Regions from separate parts of the Mus musculus genome. Here region 1 is linked to region 2. Evidence: chromatin loops called from intact Hi-C (ENCODE). Cell type or tissue: gastrocnemius. All regions are shown on one strand. Each heading gives the region's core, and the rest is flanking DNA. Links, peaks and the distances in the headings are about the cores only. Region 1 overlaps Qrich1 (glutamine-rich 1). Region 2 overlaps Usp4 (ubiquitin specific peptidase 4 (proto-oncogene)).

The links. Hi-C counts contacts between places; a loop is a spot of excess contacts. Peaks named below come from ENCODE experiments on the same cell type or tissue, not always from the same donor. Only the 100,000 strongest peaks of a DNase experiment are listed, where the experiment ranks them.
Region 1: a loop joins it to region 2, with 2.3 times the contacts of the local background. A loop is called at or near these places in 5 of 42 quality-filtered maps.

Annotation. Positions count from the first base shown.
Region 1 is chr9:108,536,357-108,544,878 of GRCm38, reverse strand. Qrich1 (glutamine-rich 1) reads right to left here. Exons shown (of 10, transcript NM_175143.5): 4 at 3,014-3,191; 5 at 2,293-2,447; 6 at 1-16. Among named protein-coding and RNA genes, the nearest start is that of Impdh2, 20 kb to the left of the region's middle. In gastrocnemius, for the core only: a CTCF peak has its summit at 4,825 (motif pointing left); no DNase peak of the experiment used is centred there.
Region 2 is chr9:108,383,441-108,391,962 of GRCm38, reverse strand. It overlaps Usp4 (ubiquitin specific peptidase 4 (proto-oncogene)), which reads right to left. Exons shown (of 22, transcript NM_011678.2): 17 at 7,808-7,878; 18 at 7,448-7,566; 19 at 7,007-7,156; 20 at 3,583-3,686; 21 at 895-983; 22 at 1-284. The coding sequence ends at 126. Among named protein-coding and RNA genes, the nearest start is that of 1700102P08Rik, 5.1 kb to the left of the region's middle. In gastrocnemius, for the core only: a CTCF peak has its summit at 4,911 (motif pointing left); no DNase peak of the experiment used is centred there; H3K4me3 peaks cover 286 bases; H3K27ac peaks cover 5,977 bases.

The sequences.
Region 1 (8,522 bases), core at 152-8,151, 150 kb before region 2:
CATTTTCAAAAAGATACTAAAAGGAAAGTAATTAACAAATGTTATTTCCACAGCACACTTTAAATGACACAAGCAGATTCTTAAGTTACTGAGAGTGAGTCAACGCTGGACCTTTTGTAAATACTATTCCACATAAGCAAGTCATTGTAGCAAAAACCATGGGGAAGAGGGAGGTAGAGACACGGGTCAGCAGTTAAGAGCACTTACGGCTCGTAGAGAAGACCAAGGTTCAGTTCCCAACATCCACATTGCCACTACTGCATGTAGTTGTTCATGCCTACTCTCACACACACACACGAAATAAAATGACTCGTACATTATTAATAGGCAAGGGCATGTTCTTGTTAAGAGTACTATGCAAATACATGTAATTTTTAAACTTTTTAATTTTTTGAGACGGGATGTCACTATAACAACTTGGCTGGCCTGAAACTCACAAAATTAGAAAAAGCAGGAATTGAACTGAAAGATCTTTTTATTTTTTTTTGGTTTTTCGAGACAGGGTTTCTCTGTGTAGCTCTGGCTGTCCTGGAGCTCACTCTGTAGACCAGGCTGGCCTTGAACTCAGAAATCCGCCTGCCTCTGCCTCCCAAGTGCTGGGATTAAAGGCATGCGCCACCATGCCTGGCTTGAACTGAAAGATCTATCAGCCTTTGCACACCCCCCACCCGCACCCCCCATTCTGGGATTAAAGTCAGGGACTATTATGTCCAGCTTTAATTTTGTTTAGATTTATGCATGTGAATGTTTCTGCATATATGCCGGGTACCCTTGGATGTTAGAAGAAAGCACTTGATCTCCTAGAACAGAACTGAAAACAGGATATCTGTAAGAATAGTAAGTATTCTTAGCTGCTGTACCATCTCTCCAGCCCCAGCACATCCAAGTCTTTAATTTCCTTTTTGGTAAAGGAAGATTACAATACTACAGTAGCCTTCTATGAACAGAGACAGTACATAAGAACTCTGGGTTAGGATCAGAGGAAAAAGGAATGAAAGAGGCTGACTTCTCTCAGCAGTCCATAGTGAGTTCCAATAAACTAGCCTTCAACCATCATGCTGGGAAAGTTTTACTCTAGAGCCCCGCCCCCTTCTTTAAGATTTATTTATTATTATACATAAGTACACTGTAGCTGTCTTCAGACGGGCAGAAGAGGGCATCAGATCTCATTACTGGTGGTTGTGAGCTACCATGTGGTTGCTAGGATTTGAACTCAGGACCTTCAGAAGAGCAGTCAGTGCTCTTACCTGCTAAGCCACCTCACCAGCCCTACTCTAGAGCCTTAAGGTTTGAAGAAATCTACTTCTCCGACAAATTCTTGGTCTGCATTCTCCTCTGTTGTTAATCCTTCATCTCATGGCTCCCAAAAAACCAAGGGGATTTGTATACAACTTCAATCATATTCCTTCAAACAACTATTTTGTATTAATTAATGTAAGGTATAGCAAAACCTAAAAACCTACACTTGAGCACTACATTTTGAATAACTTAATAAAAACTAGGGCTGGTGAGATGGCTCAGCGGGTAAGAGCTCTTCCGAAGGTCCAAAGTTCAAATCCCAGCAACCACATGGTGGCTCACAACCACCGGTAATGAGATCTGATGCCCTCTTCTGGTGTTTCTGAAGACAGCTACAGTGTACTTACACATAATAAATAAATAAATCTTAAAAAAAAAAAAACTATATACATTAGCAAAATGTATTAAATAAATGCTTTGTAATTTAAGAAAAAGTTACTTTACATAATCGGCTCTGGGAATCAAATTCAGGTTACCAGGCTTGGTGAGCAAGTATTTTCATGGGCTGAGCCACCTCACTGGCCCTCATTAAATATATTTTAACTCATGGTTTTCTAGGTGGAATTATATGTATTTTTATATATTCTTTTCTAAAGTAAACATCTAAGCTTTTGTGAAAGGAAGGAAGGAAGGAAGGAAGGAAGGAAGGAAGAAAGGAAGGAAGGAAGGAAAAAAAGGCCGGCAATGGTGTATATCTTTAATCAAAGAACTTGAGAGGCAGAGGTGGGCTGATCTCTGGGTTCCAGGATAACTAGGGCTATGCAGAGAATGCCTGTCTCAAAACAAAACAAAACAAAAACCAACAAACAAACAAACAGCAGGATCTATGTAGCCTTGGCCAGCAGGAAGTCAGAGGTCAGTCAGCCTGCCTCTGCCCCATGTGCTGGGAGGAAAGCTGTGCCATGAATTCTTGTTATTTAAGTAAATTAGGCTAAAGTGAAAACATTCAATGGGAACCCAGTTCAAACATGTTCATGTGAAGATGTTTCCTACCTTCTGTATACACAGGAAAATGTAGTAGAGTACATCTGGGTCATAGGGTTCACCTTCTCCATTCCGAGCTTCTCGTGTCATTAAACAAAGGCCATAATTCAATTCAGCCACAGCAGAGGAGATCAGATCTTCCTGAAATCGTAGCAACTGTCGCCCTGCAACACAAGTCCTAAGGGTGAATGGGAGTCTTGGCAACAGTGATGTCCTAACTTGTTACTCACATTGTTAAAAGGAGGGTTCAGAGAGGATGTTGCCCACCAGTGTTCAGGCTAGGAATGTCCACTTACATCTGTGATCTGAACTTCCCTATTAATGCACTAACATACGCTATTACACCAACGGGTTTCTTTTCTGTAAGTAGAAATATGTAGAAAACCCCAGCAACCATGCTGTACTATGAGCAAATAAATGAACCCAAACAAAGACTGGTTTAAATACAACTCACTGGCACCTCCCAGGTCTTCCCAAAAGACATTTTTCTTTGGTGCCTTTCCTTGAAGCTAACTAAAAACATAGGGATCCAAAAATCTGGTCTTGGGCAATCCCATAAATCTTGCTCACTCATGATGTGAAGACTAGACACTGCTCATCATGACACAAAGTATACTTCCAAGTATATTCTCCAGTCCTTAAGGCCAGGGGTGCTACCTGCCTGCATTCTGTTTTACTTGTACTTACATTTTTGACACACCCCATCATCCTCTCCCTCCCAAACACTCACTCCCAATGGGGGCCAATCTGTTTTGAGCATCCTTTTCTAGTTCAGCATTCTTGGTCTGAGCCCAGTTTTTCCATACTTCAAGCCCTTCTTCTGGCTTCAAAGAATTTGGAAGCAAAAGCTCTGGTGAAGGCTGTGGTTGTGACTGTGGCTCAACTTCAGCAACCTGAACAGTCTGTGCCTATGAGAGGGAAATCATGAGAATTGTCAGTATTTTTCATTAGGACTTTTAGTAAAAATACCAGCAAATGAAACTTAACTGCTATTCAATTGGGAAAAACAAAAACAACAACCAAAACCAATTCTTGCTGTCCCGTTTTCATGCTTTGGAGAGTCTATCTGGCTCTGGGGACAACAGAAGCAGCAATGTAACTAAGCCAAAGCGGCACTCCTCAGCTCAGACTGCAACAGTTCTCTTTCCACTCTACGGTTCTGAGGGTCTGGATGGACTGAATTCAGGATGTCAGGCTTGGAACAAGTGCTGTTACTCACTAAGCCATCTTGTTAGCCCTCGATTCTCATTTCAAAACATCCATATAAATCCAGGGTGGCAATACATGATTGTACTACCAGTACTTTAGAGGCTGAGGCAGGGCACAGGGTCACCTCAAGTTTGAGACTAGCCTGAGATTTATGGCAAATCCAAGGCCAGCCAGGGCTTTAAGAAGGACTTGGTCTCAAAAAAAAAAAGAGCTGGGCAGTGGTCATGCCCATCTTTAGTCCCAGCACTCAGGAGGTAGAGGCAAGCAGATCTCTTTGAGTTTTAGTTCAAATTGAGTTCCAGGAGCTACAAAGAGAAACCCTATCTGGAAGTACCCCCACACCACATCCTGCCAAAACAGGTAAGAAAAAGAAACACACATAAAAGAAAACAAAAAAACCTACAACACCAATACTGCAAACTGCCCTAGAACCTTTCCAAAGAGCAGAAGCCAAGTCTCAAATCTTTTAAAACCTACTAAAGCAAGCCAGGCAGTGGTGGCACAAGCCTTTTAACTCCAGCACTTTGAGAGGTAATGGCAGTTGGATCTTTGTGAGTTCCAGGATAGCCAGGGATATACAGTAAAACTATCTAGAACAACAACAACAACAACAACAACAACAACACCCTAAGAAAATAGAGGTTTATTTTCAAACACTGCTTCAAAACTTCATTATGCAAATAAAACACTTATGCATTTTATAAAAATGTTTATAAAGTTACTGAACACATCTGGGTTGGAACCTGAGAAAGCTCTAGTCTCAAACTATGATCTGAGTGATCATCTATGAGGAGGACCGGAATCCACACCAGCAAGGCTAGAGCAGTAGGTGAGTACTTGGCTTGCAACTTATACAATACCCTAGAGGCAGTGTCCAGCACCTTAGGAAACTAGATATGACAGCTTCTCCAATCTGCAAAGCAAGAAGAGCAAACGTGGAGGCTGCAGAAGAAGCAGCAAAGGGTCACCCTGAACTAACAGCAAATTTCAGGAAAACCTCATCCAAAACAAGTTTTCCTGTTGAGGTGGGAATGATACACGCCTATCATCCCAGCATGGGGGAGTCTAGGGAGAGAGGAGCAGCCTATGATAGAACAACCATTTACAAAGACAAGACAAATAGTGAAGACACTGTTGCCATCGTAAAATCAAAGGAAAAGACTTCAGAATCTTCATGGATGATTTTCTAGATTATAAGATCCTTGTATTGGGCTGGAAAGATGGCTCAACAGTTAACAGCACTGACTGCTCTTCCAGCAATCCTGAGAGTTCGATTCTCAGCAACCACATGGTGGCTCACAACCATTTGTAATGGGGTCTGGTGCCCTCTTCTGGTGTGTCTAAAGAGAACAATGGTAGTGTACTCATATGCATCAAACAAACAAAACTTTTTTCCTCTTGGTTTTTCGAGATAGGGTTTCTCTGTGTAGTCCTGGCTGTCCTGGAACTCTCTGTAGGCCAGGCTGGCCTTGAACTCAGAAATCTGCCTGCCTCTGCCTCCCAAATGCTGGGATTAAAAGCATGCACCACCATTGCCTGACATAAGTCTTTTTTTTTTTTTTTTTTTTTTTTTTTAAGATTTATTTATTTATTTATATGTAAGTACACTGTAGCTGTCTTCAAACACTCCAGAAGAGGAAGTCAGATCTCGTTACGGATGATTGTGAGCCACCATGTGGTTGCTGGGATTTGAACTCCGGACCTTCGGAAGAGCAGTCTGTAAGAGCAGTCGGGTGCTCTTACCCACTGAGCCATCTCACCAGCCCCTGACATAAGTCTTTTAAAAAAAAAAAAATCCTATTTTTTTCATAGGTTTAGACTGACCTTAAACTCTTGATCCTCCTGCTTCAGCCTCCTAAGTGGTTCTGAAACTACAGGCATGTGACACCATACTAGCTTAAAGTTCAAACAATATTCTCACTCCTAAGAACATAATCCATTAACACACACACACACACACACACACACGCACCCCAATAGTTTCTCTGTATAGCTCTGGCTATCCTGGAACTCACTCTGTAGACCAGGCTGGTCTCCAACTCAGAGATTCACCTGCCTCTGTCTAAGGCGCAAGGATTAAAAAGTTATGTGCCACCAATCCCAAATCCTAACTGGGGTGTGTGTATTGGGGAGTGGGGGGTGGGGGAGAAGTAAGGAGGAAGAGGAGGAGGAGGAGGAGAGAAGAGAGTGTGTGAGTGTGACTGAAGTCTCTCTCTATAGTCCTGGTTATCCCTTGACTCAGTACTTAGAACAAACAGACTGGCTTTTACTCCCAGAGGTCCTCCTGTGTCTGCCTTCTGAGTACTGGGGTTAAAATTATGCACCACTATGTCTGGCCTTTCTTTAGGCCTCTTAGAACTATCAGACACACACATAGTGTGTGAGCAGACATGCATGTAGGCAAGACACCCATACATATAAAATAAAATTTAAAAAGAACAAAGAGGTGCTGGGGAGATGACCTAGCACCCACAAAAAGATGCCAGGTATGGCCAAGAATGTCTATAACTTCAACTGTGGGCCAGGAGACAGAAAAATCCTAGGAACTCATTGGTGATCATACTAGCCCAAAATAATGAACTTTACGGTCAGTGAGAGAACCTGTCTCAGGGGAATAAAACTTAAGTGAGTAGAACCACTATTCTTTGTCCTCCTAACACGTGCACATGGGTATAGGTATCCACAGACACACAAATCTTTTGAATATGACTTTGGTCCTAGCACTTCAGGAGGCAGAAGCAGGCAGATCTTTGAGTTCAAGGCTAGCCTGGTCTACAGAATGAAGAGCAACACAAAGAAACCCCATCTTGACATCTCCCCCCCAAAAAGAAGAAAAAAAAAGAGAAAAACAATTTCTTTTGGAAAAATATTCAGAAAGAAAAAACAGAATAAAAAACAGAATAGAACATGATAGTTTATTAGCCAGTAATTCATTAATCACTACTTAGTATTTTTTTTAACTTTTTTTTTCTTTTTTCTTTTTTTTTTGGTTTTTCAAGACAGGGTTTCTCTGTGTAGCCCTGGCTGTCCTGGAACTCAGAAATCTGCCTGCCTCTGCCTCCTAAGTGCTGGGATTAAAGGTGAGCGCCACCACCACCTGGCGTTAACTTTTCGTTTTGTGTAATGTATATGCATACCACCAAGCTACATATTCAGCTCTATTATAGTTTGAAAAGAAAGAAATCAAGTTTATTTCCATGGCTGTCTTGCACACTCAACCCTTTCTGTGTTCTGTTTTTATTCTATTCTTTTTTTTTTGAGCATGTTTTAAATTTTATTTCACTTTCTGGACAACAGATATAAACACTGTTTTGGAAAACACAAATTTGTTTAGAAGCAGTTGTTTATCTATCTCAAAAGTTCCAGTTTCTATGGAAGACCTCACAAGCCAAAGTACATAGTCAAGTGCAAAGCAAGAAGAAAATGGCATTCAGTAGAGTCTCCAGGCCTTTTCCATGAGCTCATCTGGGTGGTCCCTGGGAGTAGGTGGTTGGAGTGAGGCTTTCCTTTATTACTGGACCTGGGCCACCATCACCTGAGAGTCTGTACACTCTCCGTTCTCAAGCTTGGGCCAAGAAATCTCACAGCAACTGATTCCTTTGTGTGGTCTCTTCACAGTGTCCTTCCCATCAATTTTCCCCTACAGTTGGCTGCATAATGTGTTAGCTCAAGTTAGGATGTATAGATGCAGAGACATGATAATGGAGAACAATTCACGGTGTCTCCATGCTCTCTGCCATCCAAAAAGCGATTTCGCTATATTTATACATGTGTCAGTAAAATATCAAATGTTACTTCTAGTTCTGGTAAATATGTCTGATGTGTGTTTTATATGAATCTTTTTTCAAAAAAACTTTATTTATTTATTTATTTATTTTTGGTTTTTCAAGACAGGGTTTCTCTGTGTAGCCCTGGCTGTCCTGGAACTCAGAAATTCGCCTGCCTCTGCTTCCCAAGTACTGTGATTAAAGGCGTGCGCCACCACTGCCTGGCTGTATGAGACTACTTGAATGTAGCATAACTAGACCAGCCTAGTCTACAGAGCAAGTTACAGGACAGCCAGGGATAAACAGGAAAACAAACAAACAAACAAACAAACAAAACTCCACCTGTTTTGAGAAACCAAAATCAAAACAAACCAAAACAAAACTAATGAGGTAGGAGGGGTCAGTAACACCAGAAGGCAATAGATGCCATGGAACCCAAGTTATAGACAGTTCTGAACCACCGTGTACGAGCTGAGAAACAAATCCAGGTCCTCTGGAAAAGCAGCCAGCGCTCTTAACTGCTGAGCCAGCCATCTCTGCAGTCCCTTTTCTGTCTGTGTATTTTGTACGTACACATGTTAGTAAGTGCTCTTGAAGGCCAAAGAGGGTCCGTTTGTGTAGCTGGAGTTGTAAGCCACACAATGAGGGTGCTAAGAATTGGACTCTGTAGAAGGGCAGCAAGTGCTCTTAATTGCTGAGTTATCTCTCTAACCCTATCTTTATTTTTAAAGACAAGGTCTCATGTACTGTGCAATGGTCTAGAACTCATATGTAGCTAACAATGACCTTGACCTTAGCCTCCTGCCTCCCTTGTTCTAACTGCTATGGTTTCAGGTGTGCTCTACCACACCCAGGATCCTTTCTGTGTTTTCTAACATTTCATTTCTTTCTCTTTCTTTCTTTCTTTCTTTCTTTCTTTCTTTCTTTTTTGGTAAGGTTTATTTATTATATGTAAGTACACTGCAGCTGTCTGCCTTCAGAGACTCCTGAAGAGGGAGTCAGATCTCATTACAGATGGTTGAGAGCCACCATGTGGTTGCTGGGATTTGAACTCAGGGCAGTCAGTGCTCTTAACCGATGAGCCATATCTCCAGCCCAAGTTTTCTAACCATCTCAAAAAGATAAACAAACAGTCTTAACAACAAAAACCCACAACTGAAGCCAGATACACATCTCACCTCATCTCACCTCAAGTATTTGAGAGGCTGAGGCAAGAGAGCTAGTCACACCCCAATAGAAAAATGGATAAAAGTGGAGTTCCAG
Region 2 (8,522 bases), core at 316-8,315:
TCATAAAAGGAGGTAATGTCCTCATCTGGTTTGAGATTGATATGAGCAGTCTTCAAGAGTGCCACAGATATTCTCCTGGGGGAGGATGCTGGTGTTGGGAGGGTGGCAGGGTCACAGAGGCCACATCAGTTGGTGTCCATGTTGTAAGCCTCCTCATCCCCCATGCCCTGGTGTGAGCTGCTCAGCTTCACCCCTCCATCAGAACCGGGGAAACTGCCGAGCGAAGATGTGCTGGAGCATTCGTCATCCCGACGCTGATAGAACAACACGTAGGCGGCTTTCGTCTAAAACACAAGGAATGGGGTCCATTCACTGATAATAAACTCACCCCACCCCTTTCCTAGCACCTGTGATCCCAGCAAGGCGAGGGGGGCCTGACAGGAGGATTCTTTTTCCAAGGTCAAGGCCAGCCTGGGCTTCAGAGTGAAACCCTATCTTAAAAAAAAAAAAAAGCAATCTTAAACTGAATGTGGGGATGGATATCTGTAATACCGGCACTCAAGAAGCAGAGGTAGGAGAATTACCCTAAGTTTGAGGCTACAAACTTACAAAATGAGTTTCAGAGCAGGCAGAGATATAGAGATACTATCTCAATAAACAAGCACACTCACTGAGTGACTGAGTGGACAGCTGTACTCTCGGGAACCTGCCACCTTTATTTATTAGCTGCTTCCTGATGCCCCTGCCATGGCTCTAGCAAATGCAGATAGATGCACTGTGATACCTCTAGGAAAACTGAGCTTCTCCGTTAGGAAAGATCTAGGATGAATGGCAGTCCCCTCTGCTCCACTCAGAGCCCTAGCAGATAAGGAGGTAACCGTCTGGCTTGAGGGAACCTTTTCGGTTGATTTGTTGAGAGCCCAGGGAGGAGCAGGCACCTGGGAAAGTACTCACCACTATCTGGTCCTCAGAGGCCAGGGACACACTGCTATCATCAAAGTAATACCATTTCCCGTTCAGTCTGTTCTTCGCATATGCAGTGTCTGCCAAGTTACAAACAAAATGCTCTAATGGCCACCAAAAAAAAAATAATCTTGTAACCTTATTAGGTTAGCACTAAATACTCGCACATACTCATACCCAAAATGTTAACACTAAAACTAAGAATAATGTATACCCAGTGTGGATCCACTCAGGAACCAGAGACAGAAGTACTACTCCCAAGTTCAAGGCCATCCTGGCCAAGTCTAGGTAGGTTGCACAGTGAAACCACATCTCAAAACAGAAAACCACCACCACCAGATTATAGAAATAATTTTTAAAATATGCACATACATATAAGTAATGATCATTTATAGTCGATAATTTATAGTTCTTTTTATTTCTTCCCCAGAGGTTAGGGGATCCAAACCCAGGGCCTTGTACTTGCTAGGCACACACTCTGCTGCTAAATAAATCCCCGGCCCCTATGGCTCATGGTTTTGTACATTTTGTTTGTTTTTGGCTTTTCAAAACACAGTTTCTCTGTGTCCCCCGGTGGTCCTGGAACTCAGAGATCCTCTGCCTCTGCCTCCCACAGAGATTAAAGGCGTGTGGCACTGCAGCCCAGTGGAAATAATTCACCATTTTTTCCAACCTGGGTCTTTCAGACAAACTTGAAAGGGTGAGCACAGGGTGTCCTATAATTTTGGGATGCTAATCAATAAAACCAGCCTACTTAATGTTAATATTTAAAATAATTTTAAATTTAATTTTTAAAAAAGATTTATTTATTATATATAAGTACAATATAGCTGTCTTCAGACATTCCAGAAAAGGGAGTCAGATCTTGTTACAGATGGTTGTGAGCCACCATATGGTTGCTGGGATTTGAACTCGAGACCTTCGGAAGAGCAGTCAGTGCTCTTACCCGCTGAGCCATCTCACCAGCCCTTAAATTTAATTTTAAAAGCTGTGTGTGTGTGTGTGTGTACACGTGCCATGGTATTTGTGTGTGGAGGTTAACGCTGTGGGGTGAGTTCTCTCCCTCTACTTTTTTAGAGTTCTTGGAATTGAACTCAGGTCACCAGGCTTGTGTGGCCAGGATCTTTACCTGCTGAGCCACCTTGTCACGCTAGTGTGTATTTCTGAAACTCTGTGGACCACACTGGCCCTGAACTCAGATCCACCTGCTTCTGCCTCCCGAGTGCTGGAATTAACCGCAGATGCCACCACACTCAGACTTGTCTATTTTTAAATAAAGATTTATTATTTGATTACATGGAGGGTACTGACAGGTGTCACAGAGTTCCAGGCAGTTGTGAGCCACCTGACCTAGGTCCTGGGAATTAGCTCAGGTCCTGTAAAGAACAGTGATCCACTACTGAGCTTTCTCCCCAGCTGCCCTGGTGTCTATTTAATGACTGTGATCAGTGCTGGAGACATAACACAAGGAAAGGGCATGCGCCTGAGATTTTCATCTGAATCTCTAACATAGATGGCCACGAGTATAATCCAGAGCCACAGAAGGACTCAGAGAGCTGACGCTGCTAAAATTAAAAAAAACAAAACCAAAGCAGAAGGCTCCACCCCCATCTCCACAGAACACCCGGTGCCTGTGGAGCCAGCAGGGGCGCTTTGGTCAGGAAGGCAGTGCTCCCTGGTCTGCAGAGCTGGGTGTGCACATTTTCTTCTCTCCACAGCTGTGACTGAACCTCTGGAGTGGATGGGGCTGCAGGTGAAGCTTGGCGGCCACACTACTTACCTAGGATGCACAAGGCTCTAAGTCCCATCCCAGCACTGGGGAGTGAAACAATGCCCCTAAAGCAGGTTCAGGTGTAACTAAAACACAGTTTTAGTGAACCTAAATGTTATAGAAATTCTGGGTAATAGAGAAAAGAAAAAAACGTACTATTTTCCCAGATATGGAGATGTGTACCTGTATCTTAGCACTTAGGTGCCTAGGGTGGAAAGAACGTGGGTTCAGGACCATCGAGGCCTACCTAGCAAGTCACAAGCCTGCCTGGTCTGGATGTGAGGCTCTGTCTCAAAACCAAACCAAAAGTAAACTCATTTTGGCATCTCTCCTTCCCTTGCATTTTCTCCACGTTTTGGTTTTGCAGCGCTGCGATACTTCTGTGATTACAGTCACTAATTTTGTGTAGTTGGGTGAATTATTAGGGACGTCTCTTTAACATTAACTTTCTTTGGAAACGGTTAAGAATTCTTTTCCCGAGTACCTGAACCACAGTGCCCCGCTCGGAAACACTGGTCTACAGAGTGAGTCCCACGACAGCTGGGGTTACACAGAGAAACCCTGACTTGAAAAACCAAAATAAACAAAGAGAACAATGTTTTGTCATGTCCTGGCTCTAGTAGAGTTTCCAGAGTAACCCAGAGTGGCGGCTCACACTGTGCCAGGAAAGTAAGGCCACCCTGGCTGAGCTACATGGTGAGCCCCAGGCCAGCATAAGCGATCAGCAGGACTGTCTTGATCGTTACCACCACTGAGGAAGGTAGGGAGGAGAGAGGGGCTGGGAAAGCCCAAAGTCGGAGACTGAAAACAAGCCAGGTGCTACGTCAGGGCTGGCATCCAGGAAGAGGCTGAGGCACAGTAGGTAGGGCGTTTCCATACCTCAGAAGGAAGCAGATGCCAATACTTACAGTGACCAACCCCCATGGCTCCATAGTGATTGGACACAGCAATTAGGTCATAAACATAAGGCCTTGCTGACCGGTCACAGACAAACTCGGACATGTTCAGAGCTCTGAGTGAAAACATAATAGCCCATAAATATGGTAAATTCAAAAGGTCAGTGTAACCCAGCACCCCCCTCACCCCACAGAACACTAAACTATGCGAGAAGACTAGGCCAAGGCACAGTGATGGTTTGTGGGAGCAGAAACTGGGAGAAGGCTGTCATGGTGCTATCATACCATGAGGTTGAAGCGGGGTAAAAGATGCCAAAGAGGAATTCAGCATCTGCACGCGAAGGCTGAGACTAACCACAGTGCGAACAAGGCCATAGGAATTTAAATGTCAGACAGGCCCTGGAAACCTTTACTGTATTTTGAAATTTTCTTTTGTTAAGTTTCAAACCTGAGGCAAGCCACTGACATGACTGGTATCTATTGATTTTTCATGGTCAATGCAAGCCTCTAGGTCCCTTTAGTCCTTTCTCAAGGGCCCATTTAACCCTGAAAATTGCACGGCAGTCTAGAATAAATGTTTTGCCTGTTCACCCAGGGAGTGGCTGTTGCGGCTTCTTCCCTGTGCCCACGGCAGGGTCAGGGAAGCTCCCAGCCTCCCTGTGGACCTTAACTAGGATTAAAAGTTTTATAGGGCTTTAATTTAAAAATTGTAAATTTTAAGGCTTAACCTAAATGGATAAAGCTGCAAAATAGTGACCTTACATAAACTAACAGTTAAGAATAATTAAGACATGCAAGTTCATGGTCAGTCACCTTATAAATGATCAAATTCTTTAATGTGTTCAGAAGTATACTTGTAATCATGCTAAGTACTACAGTAATTATAGGAATAAGGTTCCTGCATGTTTTCAAAGTTAAGCAGAAAACAAGTGACCAGAGACAGAGTGTGTTTGTTTAGGTACAGTTAACAGGTGGTCCTCAAACACTTCAGAGATCTGCAGAATATGGTATTTAAAATGTTTAATAAGAAAAGTTTTTCATGACAGAGAGACAAGTCGGCTCCTAGCATCCTCCCAAGAAGATAATGGGCACAGAAGACCATCCCCCCAGGCTTACTCTAAATGCAGCAAAGCAGGCCACTGGGCCAAACACTGCCCTTCACCTTGACTGTTCACAGCAGTGTCCAAACTGTGGACAAGCAGGTCACTGAGGAGTCGACTCCCTCTTTGCCTAGACAAGTAGGCCAGTTCCCCCAAGCTCCTACTGTATAGGAAAGTCTGTCAGACCGTCTATGCCTGGTGGCTACAGAGCCATGCCGCCCTCCACTGACCACGGAGGAGCCTAGGGTGACCTGGATCTCTGTCACTTTTTAAATAGATTTGGAAGCTGCTTGGTCTATACTTCCTGCTTACTCAGGTGAAATTTATCTTTCTCAGGTCTCTGGTGCTGACCACAAGGCTCAGGGCAGATTTGTCAGTTTAACAGCAGCAGCCAAGGCTTCAGCTGTTCTCAGTTCTCTTCATGTGTACAAAATTCAGGCCTCATCTCCTAAGCTTCTAGCTGAGAAAGACAGTTTACCTTGCTGCCAGACTCTAAAACGGGGTAAACTCACAGAATAGGTCTCAAGTAAGCTCTTCCGCCCTTTCATGTAAAGAGCCCGCTTTACAGTGACTACTGTCAGGACTCAACCACCTGTGTCTCATAGAAAGTAACTGGGTAAGAACAAATTATTTCTGGGTGCTTAAGCTTTTATTATGACTGCAAGGTATGAGTCTGCTGCTCTCTCTACCATGTGGCTCTCAGTACAGATTACAAACAGTGGTTAACACTAACATACCTAAAACATCACTTTTTATAAACTTAAAAAAATAATTCTAGCCAGGCGTGGTGGCGCACGCCTTTAATCCCAGCACTCGGGAGGCAGAGGCAGGCAGATTTCTGAGTTCGAGGCCAGCCTGGTCTACAAAGTGAGCTTCAGGACAGCCAGGGCTACACAGAGAAACCCTGTCTTGAAAAAACCAATAATAATAATAATAATAATAATAATAATAATAATAACAATTCTTGGAAGCTTCAGGGAATCGCCTTGAATCGACCTCTCACAGGTCAAATGGACTCCAGATGGACTCAGTCAACAGCCTGTTTCCTCACCTGCCTGGTCCTGAGCCTGGGATCTCTCCTCTCCCCCTTTCCCTGGTCTTGGGACTTCCCGTTCCCAACTACTAGGACCACGGGCCTAAAAGTTTCTAATGCACACCTAAGAAAAAAATTTCCCCAAACTCCTTAGCTTTAGCTTCTACCCTTAATATGTATCTGCTTGAGCAGATTTCTAGTCAATTAAAGGCTGCAAATTGCTCCAACTGCTAACTGCATGTCCCTAGCCCCAGATGATCCTACAGAGACTGGAGAGCAAGAACCTGCTCTAACCTGACTAGGCTATCATTCCATCATTTTGTTTTTTGGTTTTTGGTTTTTTTTTTTTTTTTTTTGGTGTTTCGAGACAGGGTTTCTCTGTGTAGCCCTGGCTGTCCTGGAACTCACTCTGTGGACCAGGCTGGCCTCGAACTCAGAAATCTGCCTGCCTCTTCAAAGGAATAAGGGGAGTGACTCAATCGTGCATAATTACTTTCTGCTGACATTAGGGAATTGTTGTTGGGGGCCAAAAAACTGGATATGTTAGCATTACCTCTGTATTCTGCACTGAAATCCACACTGCAGAAAGAGCTGGGGACAAATTTTAGGAGTTGGTTCTCTGCTTCTACCCTGAGTCTGGGAACAAATCCAGGTCAGCAGGCTTGGGGGTCAAGGATTCTCAATGAGCTGCCTAGTCTCACCAGCCCATTATACAATTTTCAAAAATAAAGAAAAGGTAAAAAATAACAGTCAGGCTGAGGCACAGGCTTCAATCCCAGCACTCAGGGGGCTAAGACTGGCACTGAATGACAGAGTGAGTTCCAGGATTGCCCAGGCTGCACAGAGAAACTCTGTCTCAAAAAACCAAAACAAACAAACAAAAAAAGTAAACAAAATTTTAACTACAAAGGTGGCCTTAAACTCAATCAATGATCCTCCTGCCCGAGCAAGGAATTACAAGCATGCGACACCACACCCAGCTGAACATCAGCTCCCGCGGGTAGGCTAACCTGGTTGCCTCGCCCTGTTAATAAGAAACAGAACTGAGCCTGTGCTGTCCTGGCTGAAGCCAAGTTCCCTGACAGCAATGACGGCCAGGACAGGCCACAGACCAGTGTGAGGATACAAGCAGATCAGCAGTGACACAATCAGCAGGACTCTTCTAGTAGTGACTTTTCCCACGAGTAGGGGAAGGAAGGATTGCTCCACAAGTCACAAGTCAACCTCCCAGAGCCAAGTACTACAATCTAACTCCAGCATCTATCTTCTCACCTCCCTCCTCAGCACCTGTGCACACACCCACCTGACTGGGAACTCCACCACGGTGTCAAGTTTATCCCGCCAGTATCTGTTATAGGAGAAACGCTTGAGGTGAACCACCAGGATCTTGGGCAAAGACCACAAGTCAAACTTCTTTGTTGCCTGCTGGTGCTTCTTACAGGTGGGACAGTACCTAAAGACAGAAGAGACTTACTTAGCCAGGGCAGCAGGAGGTCACAAGGAGACCTTCCAGGCAGGACTCAACCCCAGGACTTATGAACAAACCCCTGCCTTCTCATCAGAGCAGTGGCTTTTCTCAGTCCAGCAAACAGTCGTCTCTCACACACAAATATTTACAGAACTGCTTAAGAAAAGATGACCTGTCCAGGCACAGGAGGAGGTTTCTGTGCACACAGGTGGTCCCAGCAAACCTCAGAGCCTAGGGTACATAGGTCCCCTGCTCAGAGCTCGGGGACTTGCATACCAGGGGTCATGCTCCCCAAGGGTCTCCATGGTGGTGAAGAGCTCGATGCACTCTCGCAGGGCTACTGCCGCCTTCTTCTTCTTCTGCGGCTGTGACATGCTCAGGTGCTTCTCACAGGCCTGCGGAGAGAAGCACTGAGTTCTGCTGTGAAGCCTCCTGGCGGCTCACGGGATGCTCAAGCTCTGCCTGGAATATACCGTGCTTTCTGCAGTCTCTGCACACAGAATGGCAGTCTTGGGTGCTTTTCATTTCAAGTCATAAGGAAAATTTAACTGTTGTCCAATCAATGAGATGAACATCAATGTATTTTCAGAGCAGAAGCCAGAACACAGCACTGACCACAAACCCCAAATGACATACCTCAGATTCTTGCTCATCAAAGTAAAGGCTTCGGGTCTCACTGTCCCAGTCAATGGCCAGTGTGGATCGAGCTGTGGAGGGGACCATAGTGTCACTCATTATGGAATGACCAACACCAGGAGAGGCTCTCCAAGTGAGAAGGGCCACACTCAGGCAGCAGCACCACACCTGCTCACCCACCACCAGCCACTGAGGAGAGCAATGCTAGAACCTGGGGCAGCCTTTTTGAATCTCAACCTCCCACAGCTTCAAAGTCTCCCCTAATATTACAGATAACCCCCAAAACCCAGAATCTGACAGGCGGATTTCTGAGTTTGAGGCCAGCCTGGTCTACAGAGTGAGTTCCAGGACAGCCAGAGCTACACAGAGAAACCATGTCTCGAAAAACAAAACAAAACAACAAAATAAAAATGTAAATGGGAGTGTAGATATGGCTCAGAGATTAAGAGCATTTTCTGCTCTTATAGAGTACCCAAGCTCAGCTCCCTACACCCACACAGTGGCTCACAGTAGTCTGTAGTTCTAGTTTCTGGGGATCTGACAACCTCTCCTGGGCTCTGTGAGCACGAGGCATGCATGTAGTAAGCTTACAGACAGGCAGCAATAAAAACTCAGATAAAAGACTGTGTAAAGGGAACCAGGAACTACAGTGAGTGCTAGAGCCTCTGCCTTGTATGTGCAAGTTCCTGAGGTCAGTCCTTAGTCTTGATAAATA